2 separate regions of the Homo sapiens genome follow, and region 2 is linked to region 1. Evidence: chromatin contacts called from ENCODE Hi-C or POLR2A ChIA-PET data. All regions are on one chromosome and are shown on one strand. The core of a region is the stretch at or near the end of the contact, and the rest is flanking DNA. Distances in the headings are between cores, read along the strand shown. Region 1 overlaps LOC112267968. Region 2 overlaps LOC112267968.

The links. Hi-C counts contacts between places; a loop is a spot of excess contacts on that map. ChIA-PET counts read pairs that join two places held with the same protein, here RNA polymerase II (POLR2A). Pooled maps may share reads with other maps.
Region 2: a loop to region 1 is called in a map of CD8-positive, alpha-beta T cell, with 6 times the contacts of the local background. The contact joins two enhancer-like sites. A Hi-C loop is called at or near these places in 11 of 168 maps with a recorded cell type or tissue (B cell, CD14-positive monocyte, CD4-positive, alpha-beta T cell and 5 more), 6 of 37 single-sample maps with no recorded cell type and 16 of 50 pooled maps. POLR2A ChIA-PET finds 5 or more read pairs at or near these places in 26 of 52 experiments (B cell, CD4-positive, alpha-beta T cell, CD4-positive, alpha-beta memory T cell and 18 more).

What each region holds. Positions count from the first base shown.
Region 1 is chr6:159,060,848-159,063,983 of GRCh38, forward strand. LOC112267968 reads right to left here. Exons shown (of 5, transcript XM_047419645.1): 5 at 1,031-2,860. The coding sequence ends at 2,689. Among named protein-coding and RNA genes, the nearest start is that of TAGAP, 17 kb to the left of the region's middle. Within about 2 kb of position 1,429, at least 7 of the 41 ENCODE cell types and tissues checked have a DNase peak (open chromatin) inside an H3K27ac peak, as active enhancers do; they include B cell, CD14-positive monocyte, CD4-positive, alpha-beta T cell and 3 more, where a contact is called at or near this core.
Region 2 is chr6:159,097,525-159,100,706 of GRCh38, forward strand. All of the region lies in intron 2 of LOC112267968, which reads right to left. Among named protein-coding and RNA genes, the nearest start is that of TAGAP, 54 kb to the left of the region's middle. Within about 2 kb of position 1,312, at least 7 of the 41 ENCODE cell types and tissues checked have a DNase peak (open chromatin) inside an H3K27ac peak, as active enhancers do; they include B cell, CD14-positive monocyte, CD4-positive, alpha-beta T cell and 3 more, where a contact is called at or near this core.

The sequences.
Region 1 (3,136 bases), core at 179-2,678:
AGAAGGCCCGGACACGTTCTCCCTTAGAGCCTTCCAGGGGCACCCACCCAGCGGAACCATTGACTTTGGACTTCTAGCCTCAGAGCTGTTTGTGGTAATATGTTACAGCGCCCCTGGAAATGAATACACTGCCTTTTCCTGAACCCTCCTATTATTCTATCTTATTTTCTCTTGAGACCCATCAGTTCTGACACTATGTTTTATTTTTTCACACACACGTTTGCCTTCTACCAGATCACAACCCCCAGAGGGCAGGATCCAGCTTGACTGCCCTCATGCCACCTCTCTCGAGGATTCCTGAAGGGTTGGTACTCTGGTAATGTCTGCATGGTACTGCACGAGGAAGCTGGAGCACCAATGAGTTAATGCCCCTGAAGGGACTTGACCGACTCAGAGGGAGCTGGAGCACTTCCTTGGCCTCCATGGCAGCCCCTCCCCTCCATGGCTGGGTCAGCCTGATTCTGGCTCAGCCCTGAGACTTCTTTGTTGCTTCAAGTCTTAGGACGTCCTCACCCAACCTCCCTGGTAGACTTCAGACAGCACTGGGTGAGGGGCTTATCCTCTTTGCACCCCCGTTGTCCTCATCAGCACTTAGAGCCCTTGAGGACTTGGTCTCCAGCCAGATTTCAGGCTCAGTTTGTCTTATCTATCTGCTTGGCCGGTCCCCTAGCCCCCTGTCCCTACGGCGAACTCTCTGACTGCAGTGCAGTGATACCAGCCCCTTGGCAGTGGGTTGATTTGCGTGCCCACCTGCCCCCAACCTTATTTATGTGTTGGAGTCCCCAGTACCTCAGATTGTGGCCTTACTTGGAGATAGGATCGCTACAGAAGGAATTTGGTTAAAGTGAGGTCTTTAGGGTGGGCAATCCAGGATGACTGATATACTCACAAAAACTAGAAATTTGAGCACAAATATGTATAGAGGGAAGAGGATGTGAAGACGCAGGGAGAAATCAGCCATCTACCAGCTGAGGAGAGAGTCCTGGAACAAACTCTTCTCTCACAGCCTCAGAAGGAACCAACCCTGCTGACACCTTGATCTTGGACTTCCAGCCTCCAGAACCAGGAGATGTACATTTCTGCCATTTAACCCACCCAGTCTGTGGTCCCTTGTAATGGCAGCCCTCGCAGGCGACCACTCTAGTAGTTCTCAAACCATCCAAACCCTTCCCTGGGGGCAGGCGCCATGCTCAGAGGTTTACCTGAATTATCTCATTTAATTCTCTTAAAAACACAGTATCTGAAGTTCCTTTTTATGAAAAGAAGCGTTGTCTATGCTGGTTGGCCTGTGCTGACATTGTAAACGAACCCATCTGAATGAATCAAAAACAGCAGTCACAGGATTGCATGATATCCCAGAGACTACAACGGGAGGGACAGTTCAAAGGGCATAGCCATGCTCAGGCCAGCGTGAGTGGAGATGCCAGGGCTTCTTGTGGTCATCTGATATTAGAGGGGGTGGAACTTCCCACATTAGTAAGAGAAAGAATTTTTTCTAACTTGGAGGAAGCCATTCTGCAAGGAGAAAATCCATTTGTGACGCCCAGTTTGAAAGACTCTTACCTCACATGTGACTAGGACATCTGTGTCAGAAAGGAAGTGGGTGACTTATTGTATATCAAGTGCTCAGAAGAGTGACAGGCGCATAGCGAGTTCTGGGTAACTGTGGACCATTATTATTATTAGTATTCTAAAGTTTCTCTGTCAAGAAAGAGTGTCACAAACATTAATGATGGTTCCTACCTTGTACACTATGAGCTGATCCTATGAAGTTTATAGGACCACAGTTATCTACTGCAAGGATAAAACAGAAGCCATTTTTCTAGAATATTTCAGAAAGTAAAAGAAGATGACACAACCCCAACCATTTCCTGCCAAAGCCCTACATCTGTGGCTACGAACTTTGCGGAGCTGGTTTTTTATTGTGATGCTCAGTGAACCTCTCAGTTCTTACGTGTGGCTGCAAGCTTCTCTGCTATCATTTGGGCCTCTGTAAGGCTGCAGAGTGAGCCTTCTTCATGGCCCCTCCTTTTGCAGGTGTTTATATCTGCTCTCCAGTAGAAAGCCCTTCTCCACACTTTGCCATTAAGCAGTTTGCCAGAACAATTTGAAGCAAATAGGGAGGTTGTGGGAGAGTTCCCAAGTCACCCCTCAGAGATGGACTGAGATCAGAAACTTAGTAATTCTAACCTTATCAATCATCTTGGCTGTGAAGACCATCTTCACTGGCCTGGATCTTCCTTCCCCCAACCAAAACAAAAAACCAGTTAGCAGCCAGCACTTGCATCACACACCTGCTAAGTGCGAGAAATTCTGTGTTAGTTATTTCTATTTAAGCTACCTCATTCTTAGTTCTCTAAACTATGTGTGACAGCAGCTCATTTATTCTTCCTCAAAATTCTGTAGTGCAGATAAAGCTACTTCCTTAATGGATGAGGATACTGAATGAAATTTGCCTGGGTAAAATACTCAGGAAAAGACAGATTTAGGATTCCAATGTTGGTCTTCTTGGCTTCGGGTTCTAGGCTATTTCCAAATCCCCTGAAGCTTCTCAGTTTGGGAATGCCTGAGTCAGGGAGACCATTTAGGCTGGAAAGGACACGGTTGATGAAATACACTGAGAAGGTTCCACATATGAGGTCTCTCCAGAGATGTCTGGAATTCCTCAGTCAGAATCTCTGTTTTCGGCTAAGGTGCATTTACAAAGGGGCAGCAGAGGCTCTCAGTACTGACCTGGGGGGCACACAGCCCCCTGTTCCAGTGGGTCTCTAGATCAGATGGCACCACCAGCCAACGGAGGGCACAGGTGAGTATGGATGTCAGGAGAGGATGAAGAGGCTTCAAGAAGAGGCCGGAAGAGCTGGAAGAGTCAATGCAACAGGTATTGTGGGTGTTATTGGGAGCCAGGCTCTGGGCTGATTGCAGGCTGTGGGCTGGAGGGACGTGGTCTATGAGGGAGGAAGGTGGAGCACGTCTACAGCAGTGTGTGGGTCACGAGTGTCAATGGGAAAGAACATAGAAGGCAAATTCAAGCTATGTTTCTATGACCTTCGTGTCCCATATTGAAGGAACACATGCTGAACTTTTGGAAGTTTTGTTCCTTTGAAGCAGGTGACCCAGGCAACCCTTCCCAAAG
Region 2 (3,182 bases), core at 62-2,561, 37 kb after region 1:
GGTGGTGTTTCAAGTCTTGCTGGTGGTTAGTTTGCTATTTAGGGAGAGAATACAATAGAGAAATTGGGTCTCAAACCGTAATGCATGGGAACTAGAACTCTCTGCTCTGTTTTTAAATGGCTTCTGCTTCTCTTTGAATTTATTTGGAAACATGTCTGGCTATTTCCATATATTTGAGGGATATATAACTCCCAGGTATGGAGCAAACGTTGTCTCTCCGGCTATACCCATCAGAGCCTGCTTCACTGCCTAGCCCAGAGACCACCCTCAAACGCCTGAGGGGAAAGTCAATGGTTGAAGTGAGTGCTTGGGAGTGGTGGGACCGTAGAAAATGGTAGAAGTTGTGCTGGGTCCAAAGGGACAGCCCATGAGGGCCACATAGGAATGCGGGCCCAGTGTTACTGCCAATGATTTAAAACGCCAGTAAGCCGACATTCTATTAAATGTCCATTCATTCTAAACATTTCTTTCTTTTTTTTTTTTTGAGATGGAGTCTCGCTCTCTCACCCAGGCTGGAGTGCAGTGGCACAATCTTGGCTTACGGCAACCTCCGCCTCCCGGGTTCAGGCAATTCTCCTGCCTCAGCCTCATGAGTAGCTGGGACTACAGGCATGTGCCACCACTCCCGGCTAACTTTTTGTATTTTTTTTTTTAGTAGAGACGGGTTTCACCGTGTTAGCCAGGATGGTCTCGATCTCCTGATCTCGTGATCTGCCCACCTCAGCCTCCCAAAGTGCTGGGATTACAGGCGTGAGCCACTGCCCCCGGCCCTAAACATTTCTTTAAACACAATGTGGGTCAAAGCTCAGACCTTTCGCCCCAGCCATCCCAACCATCTGCAGATTTAGAGCACATGAAAACATGCGGCCTATACAGAGGCTCTGGCGATGTGGGTGAAATATTTGAATATTTAAAATAAGATGTTATGAACCAAATTGAGAGGAACAGATCTGTATTTGTCAGATAATTATTCATTTGAGCTTGAAAAAGCATGCACGTGTAGATAATCCACATCCAGTCAAGTGAAGTAGGTCAAGTTTCTTTCCTGAGTATTCTGCTTGCCAGGCACCTGTCCGCATGTCAGTCTTGGTCTGCCCACGATTTTTGTTTTCTTTCCCCTCTCCTTTGATCGCTGTTCCTCCTCATGCTCCCTGGCCAGTCCCCCGCCCTCCAGCCCTATTTTGCACTTCCTTGTGATCCCAGGAGAACTGTACACTTGCCGGGGTTAATTTTTCTGACACACACAGAGACCTAATTTGGTGATGTCATTAAAAAAAAGCACTCGTGTTAACCATATTTCACAACAAAGGCGCCTCAGCACTCTCACCGGAGGGGAAATTTTTTTAATGCACTGAAATAGGAAACAAGTGACGTGGCGAATACCTGGTGAACGGAAACAACTGTGCCCTTTGCCTTTCCATGCACTGATGAATTTCCAGCGGAGTGGGGCCTGCTGGTGGCTTCGCACAGCGAAAGTGCCGCCGGGCCCTGCTCCATGGAGACCTGATCTTCTCTCCCCAGAACTTCACATGGGAAATGATCTAGTCAACTGGGGCCCTGCTGAGTTCAGCATCAGCTCCCAGCCTGAATAGACTTCAGGAGCCTGCTGGAAGTGGGAGAAGGAAGGGTGGTCACAGGTGCACCCTGGGAGTGGGTGGCGAGGCCTCTTAGGTCAGTTTGCCCAAGTGTGTGCTCCTCCGATCTGAACTCCCAGTATTTGACTGTGGATTTGGCATAAAGGTATGGAGAGTGGCTCAGTATTTGGGGGCTCTTTGAATTACTGGTGACTTTGCAAAAGAAAAAAGTGCAGTTAAAGGGATTTCAGCCATAAGAAGCCTGACCTGGAAACCATCATTTCCTGGCATCTGGGGTTTCGAGGCAACACAGCTGTGGGTCCACCATTCCACACAGCCTGGATTAACCTGCATTGGAGGCCCCCTGCATAAAGTCATGGCGCATACAGCTCTCCAAAGTCACGTTGTGTGGATGCAGTTGCCCTGAGGTATAGGTACAAGCCTGTCATCCATTGCTAAGCACCCACAGCATCTCATCTCATTTCTGGCAAGATAATCAGGTTTTGATTGGCAAGATAATCAGGTTTCATTTTCAAGCCAGGTGTGGTGGCTTACACCTGTAATCCCAGCACTTTGGGAGGCCGAAGTGGGAGGATCACCTGAGGCCAGGAGTTTGAGACCAGCCTGGGCAACAAAGTAAGACCCTGTCTCAAAAAAAAAAAAAAAGTTTAAATTAGCTGGGCCTTTAGTCCTAACTGCTTGGCAGACTGAGGAGAGAGGACTTCCCTCAGGAGTTTGAGGCTTCAATGAGCTATGATAGCACCACTGCACTCCAGCCTGGGTGACAGAGTAAGACTCTGTCTAAAAAAAAAAAAAAAAAAAAAAAAAAAATCAAACTTGGTCCTCAACCTATGGCATGAATTACCATTTTCTTCAACAGGGCTAACACTGACTGCCTGCCATGTGCCAGGCTAATCTCTTTACCCTCATTCTTTCTCAATCCTTACAACACTCCTATACAATTAGGGCCATTTTATAGATGAAGTAACTGAGGCTCCGTGATGTTAAGCAATCTGCAGACCTCTCAGCTGGCAAGTGGCAGGGCTGCGAGCTGGAGTCAGGCCTGTCTGGCTCCAGGGACTTTCCCTTCTCCACATGATCAAATGTTGCCTTCTGGATATTTTTCATTTACTTCTTTTTTCTCATCCACTGACGTTCCACACTCCTGTGGCATGTTGCCTGCATTACTTCAATAGTTTCTGCTATTTTCCTTGCATCAGACCTTAATTCCCTCAACTCTCTGTCCCCCTCCATCCTCCCTGTCACTGCCCGAGGAATTCTCTCAAATATGTATGCCTCAATCACTCCCAGGCATCAGAGCCCACAGGACTCCTCAGTCCCTTTGATCGATCTCGCCAGGCTCTGTGTGCTAACCCTGGCCCCTCTCTGCTGCTTGCCAAGAGGCCCTCTCCGCATTTCAACCCAGGGACCACTTGCAGCCTAGAGTGGGTGTCTCCCTGCAAACCTGTGTCACCTACTTGTCTGGCTCATCTGCCTGTCTCGTCTGTTGTAACGCACGTGGTCTCTTTCATTTCCACAGCCCCAGCATAGTGCCTGGAAGTGGGACGTGCAGGCACTATGGAAAAAGGACTTGGGTGGTTCCGAAGG